2 separate regions of the Homo sapiens genome follow, and region 1 is linked to region 2. Evidence: chromatin loops called from intact Hi-C (ENCODE). Cell type or tissue: HepG2. All regions are shown on one strand. Each heading gives the region's core, and the rest is flanking DNA. Links, peaks and the distances in the headings are about the cores only. Region 1 has its middle 260 kb from the start of DMAC1. Region 2 overlaps KDM4C (lysine demethylase 4C).

Evidence for each region. Peaks named below come from ENCODE experiments on the same cell type or tissue, not always from the same donor. Only the 100,000 strongest peaks of a DNase experiment are listed, where the experiment ranks them.
Region 1: it touches region 2 in a loop (12-fold over the local background); 15 of 110 quality-filtered maps call a loop at or near these places.

The regions. Positions count from the first base shown.
Region 1 is chr9:7,533,387-7,538,779 of GRCh38, forward strand. No RefSeq gene overlaps it. Among named protein-coding and RNA genes, the nearest start is that of DMAC1, 260 kb to the right of the region's middle. In HepG2, for the core only: a CTCF peak has its summit at 3,142 (motif pointing left); a DNase peak (open chromatin) is centred at 3,135.
Region 2 is chr9:6,907,502-6,912,894 of GRCh38, forward strand. The region is part of intron 8 of KDM4C (lysine demethylase 4C); the gene reads left to right. Among named protein-coding and RNA genes, the nearest start is that of KDM4C, 150 kb to the left of the region's middle. In HepG2, for the core only: CTCF peaks have their summits at 474 (motif pointing right) and 2,695; a DNase peak (open chromatin) is centred at 460.

The DNA.
Region 1 (5,393 bases), core at 200-5,199, 630 kb after region 2:
CCCCAGTGCCCTCTTATGAAATGAGCATCATAGCCATTATGTAGAGTTATAGAGGATTAAGACTCCCTCTGTAAAGGGCAAATACAATATGTGATATATAACAGAAACTTCACAAATGGTTGCCACACCATCCTCATCATTATACCACCATTAGCATAACCAAGGAACTAACCACATGTGAAAGGGGAGAACACAGGGGCCATGTCTTCTGACTATCGTGAGTCTTGGTATCACCTATGGGCTACTGTTGATGCCTGACATTGATGATTTTATTTCATTTTTTGCCTCTTCTAAATCTAAGACTGATGCAATCTATCATGATGTCATTTTGTAGACAGTGCACTTGCTGGTTTATGAGCAAATCCTCCCTCCTAAAATTCTAAAAAAAAAAAAAAAAGAAGAAGAAACCCGGGAAGTGAAAGAGACAGACAGGTAAGGAGATAGAAACAGTAGGGAGATGACACAGAACCCTCCCAGTCACTGACCGAGGCCTGCGAACTGAAATGGGTTAGAGGTAGTCAGAAGGCAGATATGCCTGAAGAAAGAGGCGGATGATGCATGTCTCCTTCACCATCAGAAAAATGATTCATTCTGGTATTTTGAGCAGAAGACATATTATTGAGCAACCAGAAGACAACATACAACACAATTTACATACCCCATCTCATTGTGACGTAGATATTTTATTGCCCATCTTTTAGATTAAGAAATAGCCATTTGGAGGAGCTAAATAAATTGTTCAAGCTGACATGACATAACCATTAAAGATAATGGCTGGGATTAAAATTAAAATCTAATTAGCTACAAAAGCTGTAACTGTTGCACTACTATAAGAAAGAGACAAGATGCAGGATGGAGGACAGCTTGGCTTACACATGTTGGAGCTGTTTCTATGGTAGGGTAACGGAGAATTGTAGGTCCCTATTATTACAGATGCATAGTGAGTGAAAAGAGGCTTAACCTAGCTGTCAGAGCCACCTCATAGGGAAAAATGCTAAGTGCCTTGAAAATAATTTACTTTCTAACTCCTGGAGGGGGTGGTGGTGGTGTCAACTCATTGTTCCAGTTGACTGATACAGAAACTAAAGCTTTTTAGCTTTGCCAGCTTGTGAGTACAAATATGGTTTGATTAAAATTAAAAAACCTAGTTTCAATGGCACTGAGCCTCAGTTGCTAAATCTTAAAGAGCTAGAAGTGTAAGTTTTCATAGTTTCCCCATTCAAAGTATTTCCGATAATTCCTAAAGCGTACTCTTAGATTATCCTCTTGTCTTCTTGCTGCTTCACTCGCTGTGCAGGAAGTGCTCAGCCTCAGTTCCAGGAAATTCCACAGAGATGCTGTTTCTAGCTATGAGTCTGTTCCAACTTCTCTGAGAAACTCCCTTTAGATGTGAGTGGAGCAAGCAATCTACTAGTTCTCCACCACGTTTTCAGTGCTGGTGGATCTGGAGACCCTGGAATAGCATTGATCCAGGAACCCAGAGCTCCTCTGAATTCTCAGTGCTGCTGGAAAACCCAGGATTCATGACACTCTTATGAAATGGGCAGGAGTGCCCCACTGTGTTTCGCTCAGTTAAGTTCAGTCCTACAGCAAAGTTGCTTGAGCCCAAACATGTCACAGTACTTAGTGATACAGTCCTTTAAATTTAGAACCTCTTCTTTGCCAGTTGTACAGATGAGAAGTTTTGAAATTAATCTCCCAGAACCCTCAATTCCTTCCAAGCTCTAAACCCTATTACTATTTAAGGTATTCAGAAATTATGATGCAGATGTATAATTCTGCTTCAATGCCTCAAATTTGATAGTGTCCTAGGGTGATACTGATCTCAAAGAAGTAGAAGTAAAATTTTAGGCACTATTATGAAAAAATTTAAAGTTAGGGCTTTTCTTTGTGCCTCAAATCACATATGCCTAAAGCAGAGTTTGGCAAACCTTCTGTAAAAGGCCACAGGGTAAATATTTTAGGCTTTGGGGGCCGTAGAGTCTCTGTCACAACTATGCTACTCTACTGTTGTGGTATAAAAACAGGCATAGACAATTACATAAACAAATTGGCATGGCAGTGTTGTAGCAAAACATTAGTACAAAATCAGGTGGTAAGCTGCATTTGACCCATTGGCCATAGTTTGCTAACCTCTAGCCTAAAGCATGGCCTTTGGAATTATTTTTCTATTTGAATTCTCATTGTTATTCATATCTATGCTGTACCCAGACATGTTCTTTAATCTCCCTGAACCTCAGTTTTATCATCTGTAAAATGGGATTGTGCCATTGACCTCATTGGCCTACTGTAAAGATTAAGAAGATATATGTTCAAAACCATCACCCCGACCAAAGTAACCTGCGTAACATATAGCTAGCATCCTGTTAAGTTCATTCATTCTCTTCTGCTATTGTTTGAATGTTTATGTTCCTTCCAAATTCAAATGTTGAAATCTTAACTCCCCAAAGTGATGGTATCTGGAGGTGAGACCTTTGAGAGGTCACTGGAGTCCTCATAAAACAAAACTCAGAGAGACCACTTTCCTCTTCTACCATGTGAGGATGCAGCAATAAGTCACCTTCTTTGAGTCAGAGAGCAGGTCCTCATCATACATGACTCTTCCTTAATATTGGATTTCCCGGCTTCCAGATCTGTGAGGATTACATTTCTTTGTTTATAAGACACTCAGTTTATGATATTGTGTTATAACAGCCTCAATGAAATGAAACTTTTTTTTTTTTTAACCTCTAGTCACTTTTTCTAATTAGCAGTCCTGATTAGAGGACTATAGCCAGGGCAATAAGTGGCCAGGGAGGTTTTCTCTGAGGATAGACGTCAAGACTGGGAAAAATAGGACTCTCCATTTCAGGATCAAAATATGGAGGCCTGAGGTGAGTTTTCACCACATGCAGTTGTTTCTGTTCATCCCCTTATAGGGAATTGAGATTCAGGCAAAAAGTTGACATGACAGTTGGGGAGAAAAACATTTATTTCTTGTACTTAGCAAGAAGTCCCGTCTGCTATAACACCCTGTACCCCACTAGAAAATATAAATCGGGGTGATCTGCATTGGGACTGAGTAGAGATCTTGTGTGTGGACAACATAATCCCCAACCTCAGGGCCCAGGCACACGCATTTGTCTGCTAGAAGGCAGAGTGCCCTCTAGTGTTGGTGATGTGGATAACTTGGCTGATTGATCAGGGTGGCAGCAGGAGGCTCAGCGGCCCAACATACACTTTATGAGGCTTGCTGTCTTACTTCCCTTCACTTTATGATGTGGGGATAGTTTGCACAATTTGTGGGAGCCAGGTGTTCTCCTTCCTTTGCACAGCAGGAGCCAAAAGAGAATTTCAGGGGAACTTCTAACAAAACCATTTTTACTTGTTTCTGGCTGCTGAGTTTTGAGTCTGATGAACCTTCCATCCCTTCATTTAAGCTACAAGGCTCAGGCTATATGATTGGCTACTCACTTGTTTGTTTGTTTTCTGATGATGATTACCTAATGCTTCTTTGGGATTGGAGTTCCTGATTGTTTGAGTTGAGTGCAGCCAGGTGGCCAAGTGCACTGGCTCTCCCTGATCAAGTCAGCTGCAACTCAGTAATCCTCTCTCCACCCCTCACTCCTACCACCACCTTTTGTAAATGTCCTAAGGAATGCTGAGGAGCATTTCCCAGGTACACGCACAGCAATATTGTCAAACGGCACGTTTGCAACCCAGAAAATAACTCTAAGATTTATTGGTATACTTTTACATATATTTATTGATTGAATAGGAAAAAGCATGTGAATTTGGAACCTATTTTTTCTTTATTCTTTAAAAAATGGGAAACATGTGCAGAACATGCAGGTTTGTTACACAGGTATACCTGTGCCATGGTGGCTTGCTGCACCTATTGACTCATCCTCTAAGTTCCTTTACCTCACCCCCACCCCCAACAGGCCCTGGTGTGTGTTGTTCCCCTCTCTGTATCCATGTGTTCTCAATCTTCAACTCCCACTTATGAGTGAGGACATGCAGTGTTTGGTTTTTTTGTTCCTGTGTTAGTTTGCTGAGGATAATGACTTCCAGCTTCATCCATGTCCCTGCAAAGGACATGATCTTATTCCTTTTTATGGCTGCATAGTATTGCACGTTGTATATGTGCCACATTTTCCTTTTCCAGTCTATCATTGATGGGCATTTGGGTTGGTTCTGTGTTTTTGCTATTGTAGATAGTGCTGCAATAAACAAACATGTGCATGTGCCTTTTTAGTAGAATGATTTATATTCCTTTGCGTATATACCCAGTAATAAGATTGCTGGGTCAAGTGGTATTTCTAGTTCTAGATCCTTGAGGAATCTCCATACTGTCTTCCACAATGGTTGAACTAATTTACTCTCCCACCAACAGTGTAAAAGTATTCAGAACTTATATTCAAATCCTGACTCAACCACTCGCTTCCAAAGAGACCTTAGATTAGTTTTAATTTTTCAGAGTGCAAGTTTCCTCATTGGCAAAAAGAGGATATGACAAATACTTACATTGTAGGGTTGCTAAGATAATGAGTGAGAATATATAAAGTGCCTATTACAAAGACTGATACATCCTAGACACTCAATACTTTGATGCTAGCGTAATTATTATTAGATTAAGGGAAGGCCAGAGGAGGGAGGGGGCAAAGGCAGGGTGTTTGGATAAAGAGTAGCAGGACATGAGGTTGGGGTTGAGTCAGGGATGTATTCTGAAGGGCCTCAGAGGTTCTGGAAGGTTTGGATTTTAATTAGTAGAGATCAGATCTACTTAAGTCAGATTAGATTAGAGATAATAGAAAAGAGGTTGGTGACTTAGAAAGAAAAATCTGCTGTGCAGGAGGAAAATAAAGAGATGGCTATTAATTGAAAGACAATGACTTGACCAGGCAGTGGAATTGGATATATACGGGCAGCAGAGAACAGGATTCAAGAATGGGGATGCTGAACCCAGCCACCTGGGTTTTCCCAGCTCTGTCATTTTTAAACTATGTGACCTTTAGCAAGTTACTTAACCCCTCAATATCTCCATTTCTTTCTCTCTAAAATGGAGACAGTTGTAGTACCTTCCTCACAGAGTTGCAAAGCTCTTAAGGCAGGACCTGGAATATGATGAGCATTTTTTAGACAAAAACATAATTCATAGTAGAAAATCAGTTTCACTTGACCACAGATTGAGAGTGAAGATGGAGGCAGGAAGAATGGAAGACAGATCTGAGGCCCCATCTTGAGAAACTTGAGTGTATGCTGGTGCCATCAGCTGACATAGAAACAAGAGAAGAAATGAACTTGAGAGCTTACATAATCAGTCTGGAGCCTGGAAGAAGGTCGGGACTGGAGATATAATTTGGGAATTGCATCTAATCTTGGAATATAATGGGGGTGAATGAGCTCATCCA
Region 2 (5,393 bases), core at 88-5,087:
CATAGCAGAGATGTTTTAAAATTTGTTTCCTCCAGAATATTTAACTTGTAGCCAAAACTTTAGGGGAAGAGGGTAGTATAAATATGTGTCTTTACTCATAGGACTTTTTCAGCATTTAAAGCATTACTCTATAATTAATAATTGATATCTAATTAAGGGACATTTCACGTTGATTCTAAAATGGAAGTAAACAGCACTAATACAATTACTAACTCAAAATGCTGTTGAAAGAAGTAAAGTGGAATTCTGTGTTGAAACTATATTCAGATAAAATGGCGTTCTTTATTCCTTGTTGTAAAAACAGCCTGAAATTTTGTATTGGCTTTGGCTATGTATTTGTTTAACATTTTCATACAATTAAAAGTCACTATTAGACTGTAAATTGTATCATGGACTATGGTACTTAAATATTAACATATTAAATTTTCTACTCAAAGATTCATAGACAGTGTGGAAAATTCACCAGCAGAGGACAGTGTCGCTTCATACATTTTTTTTCCTGCAAAGTCCTTTGTAAGGAATGGATTTTCCTTATAACCTTGACCTAGAGTCTTAGAAGATATTTATTGGTTACACATTTGTAATCGGTATGTTTTATATTGAAGAGAAGATGATAAAAATGGATGTAACTTAATGTAGTAAGGGCTATTTATACTATTGTTTATATTCCCTTTACATTAGTTGTTTCTTAAATGAAGTGCCCATTTTATGTGTAGGAAGTTTGTGCATTTAACCTAAAATACCATCAAGTTGAAGTGCTGTCTTTTGTGAAATGAGGTTATAATTTTCTTCCAAATCTATTGCAAACTGTTAATGTGTTTAATCTCTACATGTTACTTAGTGTAGCTGCTGTGCGAAGTGGGTACAGACAGGCACACACAGTACAAAAATGAAATAGAATGTATTGGGAGGGCCTTACAAGCTGACAAGTAGCAGTGTGTGCAGGTCCCCCACCACTCATTCTTTCACTGAGAGAATGAGGCTTGAGTGGGGCACAGGTGGGAACGGGCGTCCACGGAAGGACCCCACCTGGCCCAACATGCTCCATTTAGCCACGGAGAATCAGGGCAGAACACATCCCTGTGGGACCAGGTGTGACAAGATCTTCTTGGGGGGAGGATGTAGTCTTTGTAGCACTGACTTAGCAAAGAGGCCTCTTTTTGCTAAGTTTCTGAGGTGGGGGGTGGGGAGGTACCTAGCTTAATTGGGGACATTAAGTAGATTTTAGTGGTAAAGAGAGGACATTTAGTCTGCCTGGGTTTGAATCCTAGCATTGTCATTTACAGGTAATATCATCTTGGGCAATTCATCTATAAATTGGGATAATAATACCAAATTGGAACAATAATGATAGGTTAGTTGTAATGATTAAATCAAATAATGAGAGTAAACTCCTGGAGTAGTGACTGACACATGGCATGTAATAAACATTTTTCTTTCTACGAGGTATTGATATTTATTAACCTCTTAAAAGCAATTTGGACTCCCTTTGTCTCTTATTGTCCTGTGACAGTTACCATGAGTGCATTCTCCCATTTTTGTTTACCAGATCTGCCCCAGGAACTTTTTAAAAAATTGATTTCTTTCTTTTGAAAATAAAACAAATATGTGAAACATACTGAAAATGCTAAAACCTACATGAGAGTATTAGAAAGTAAAGAATGTAATTCTATAATCAGCTACATATGGATAGGCAGAGAGAGGGGTCTGCTTCTTGTCCAGCTGTAGCTCTGTGCTAGTGGAAGCATGTCCTGGAGTTCACGATGTGGCCAAGAGAACAGATGTAGTTAGGCAATGGAGGTGGGACAGAGAGCTGCAAAGTGCTGCACTTGCCCCTCTTACTGGACCCAAAAGGCTCTCAAGTGTAACACCTTTCTGTAGTGCTGTAGATCATTAATCTGGGTGTGTGATGACCATCTGATCTAGCACATCCAGTGGCATTGTGCATATTGGGATAGGAATTTGATTTTGTGAACTCAAGCTATTCAGCAGGGCCCATGAAAAATCACCAGAAGGGTAGGTGGGTCTTTGCCACTGTCTGATGTTTCAAAGATTTCTTGTATTAAATGCTGTGTCCAAAATTATAGAATACTCTCCAGTTTGTATTTATGTAAAAAAAAAATAAAAATAAGCTTTCACTCGTATTTTTAACATGGCAGACTTTGTAAAAACATTTAATGAAACAAGTAAATATATACACTTATTTTGAAGTCTTTAGTATTTTAGAGTATATTTGACAGCAAAAGAGGGTGAGGAAAAACAAATTTGGATTTCTGTCCCGCTAAAAAATTCTTAAAAAAATATTTAATGTTAAATATATTAGAAGAAAATATAGGGGAGTATTTATTTGATCCTTGAGTGGAGCAAGACTTTTGAAGCGGCACATCATTGGTGGACACCATGAAAGAAGATTTCACGTATATCTTTGAAAATTGCAAGCTGAATAGAAAAGTATATGATAGGTAGTGGGTTAATATCCTTAATAAGGTGCATGTCCAAGTAATCCCTGGATGTCACTTAATAGCAAGTTCGTGAGAAGGAAAATATGGTAAAATTGAAATATTTTGAAGCTGAATATAAAATGTACTTGAATATTTTAAAATAAAACCATGTTTTAAGGAAATTTGATACATCTGGTATGCTGCATGGTTTTTACCTTCAGATGCCATGAGGTTATGAGTTACTCTTTTTTGCCATTAGGGGTCGTTTTTGGGCAAGTTTGAGAAGCAGCACTACATTAATATATAAAGAAATTCCCATTTGTAATTCATTAATCTTTAAATGGCTAAACTTCATTGAGTCCTTACTTTGTGTCAGGCATAAGGCTGAACTTACATTAACTTGTTTAATTTTTACAACTGTCCTATAGAATAGATAATGTTATTACCCCCATCTTATTAGAGAAAATTAAAGCACTGAGAGGCACAATTGTGGGTCCCTCCACACCAAAATTAGAAAAACTGGGCAAAAGACAGGCAGTTCACTAAAGCAGAAATATAGTCAGCAAATAACTACAAAACGTAAATATAATCTCATTAGTAGTCATAGAAATGCAAAGAGGTTAGTGCCATTTCTCACCTCTCAGATTGGTGCAGAAGACAAATGGAAATACTCAGTGCAGTTTTAAACTATGCAAATTAGTACACCCCAGAGCATGCCAAGGCACCAGCCTTAGAAATGTGTGCCCTGTGACCCTGCATCCACACCTGGGAATTTGTCCTATGGAAATAATCAGTAGTTGCCCAAGAATGTATTTATTTGGATAGTCTTCACAGTGTTGATTGTGAAACTGAAAAAATTGATAGCAAGTAAATGTTGAACGCTGCGGGATAGTTGAATAGATGATGGTACATCCAGTCATGATATGCTAATTAGCATTAAAAATGATGTGGAGGTACGTTTATTGATATGTGTAGATAGATGTTTGTAATACACGGTCATGGATTAAAGAAAGGTTATAGAATAGGATCTTTTCTTAGTTTGAATGCTTACTTGTATTACAAATTATAGAAAGATGTTTATTAAATTTTAGCGTCATCTTTGCAGGGTTTTAATTTGCTTATCTTTATTTTAAAATATTTCTATAGCAACCAGTTATCACATGTGCAGTGAAAAAAATAACAGATTATTTTTTTAAAAGGGCTGGCTTAAATTACTTAATTTACTTAAAATTATGTATAGCTCTATTAATAAAAAACTTTTATGCCATCACTTAGAGGATGAGGGAAAAAAACCTCCAACTTTTAATATGGAAGTAAAAAGACAAGAAGGTAGAAAATGATCAGCGATGAGGAATCTGAAAGATTAGAGTTTCCATAATTTGCTAGATTTGAGGCTTTGGATAAATTACCTGTTTCTAGCTTCAAACAGGAGTATAAATATCAATAATTCTTCAGTGTGCGTAATTGCATCTGATATTTGTAATGATGACTGTGGGCTGTCAAGCTAGTTAATGATTTTGATGAATTACATATCCCGATTAAGAAAATAAGCTAGTACATTAGTGAATTTTAGAATGAATAGTGTTAAATAGTTGAAATTCATGCCTGTCCTTCATGATACATTTCACTTCCTACCTCTGCTAGATAAGTCAGACCTGTTTAACAATGTTAGCACTTGTATAAAATGTTCATATTTAGTTCAAAAGGGAGAAATTTGACTAATCTCCTTGATCTCTAAAATAAGTTATTATATCTAAAAACTTAATTAAATTATTGTGGTCATGAAGCTTTTGTTGACGTATTGCAAAGGACATGTTTGTGAACGTGTGTGACCCAGCTGAATGTTTCTGGCTCTGCATAAGAACATGGGAGGAGGCTGGTGCTGGGGCTCGGGGAGGTGGCAGGGACTGGGCACTGTTGCCTGAGGGGGTAAACACCCCATGTCCTTTGGATCCTGGTTCTGGCTTCTTAGGTCATGAGGCCCTTCTGCAGGGTTGCTCCCCTACTTTTGCCCAGGACTTGGGGCAGTTTGTGAGGTTTGTGAGGAAGGTGGAAACCCAGTGCCAAAACTAGATGGTAGCCAGACCATCTGTGAAGGTTTCTCCCAGGAGGTTGGCACAGAACGGGAAGATGGCAGGTGACCTTAGGAAAGAGGTTTTCTCAAGGTGCAGGCAGAGCCAGGGAGGGGCCTTCATGGTGCCTTGCTGTTTCTGGCCAGCCTTATTTCCTGCCCACCTGCCCCTTCCTCCTTTCCTGCCATTCTATGCTTCTCTGCATTCTCCTTTAGCAGCAAGTTGAGCTGCTCCTCCCCAGACTAACGAATACTTGATACCATGCAGCTCAGCTTTGCTGTCACTTCTTGCAGTCAGGACCCTTAACCTCTCCCCTGTGTGATAAAGTACTGTCTCCTAGGGTTATTCTGAAGACTGCTGGAGAAGATGTACACACCATGCTGGCATTCCTTGACATGCTTCACATAGGCGCTGTTCTCTGAGGCAGGGTTCCAGGAAGCTCATAGTCCTGGCATTCATTGTAGAATGAATGAATACAAATGCCTCTGCCAAACACAGTGGATAAAAACAGAAATGATCATTAATGTATGTGAATGGAGTAGATTGAAAGTAAAGAAAACCCATGTACAAATTGTTCATTGTTCTATCTGAAGGGTAATAAATATACTGGGAGAGAGAGAATTTATATATTTGCAGCTTTAACTAATTTTGGTTTTGCTATAGTCCAAAGGCATTTCTGCTTAGAAATGTTTGTAAGGTTGTTTCTTTCCCCAGTAACTGGATTCTAATGAGGATAGCAGGTATTAGTGTCTGCTGAACTGATGGTTGCTCCCGGAGATGTGTTGGTATTCCCTATGTGTTACCATGTGTGTTTTTTAATCCTTTTTTTAACTACTTTTGATAAAGAAATAAGGAAAAGAATATTTTTTTTCACTATTTC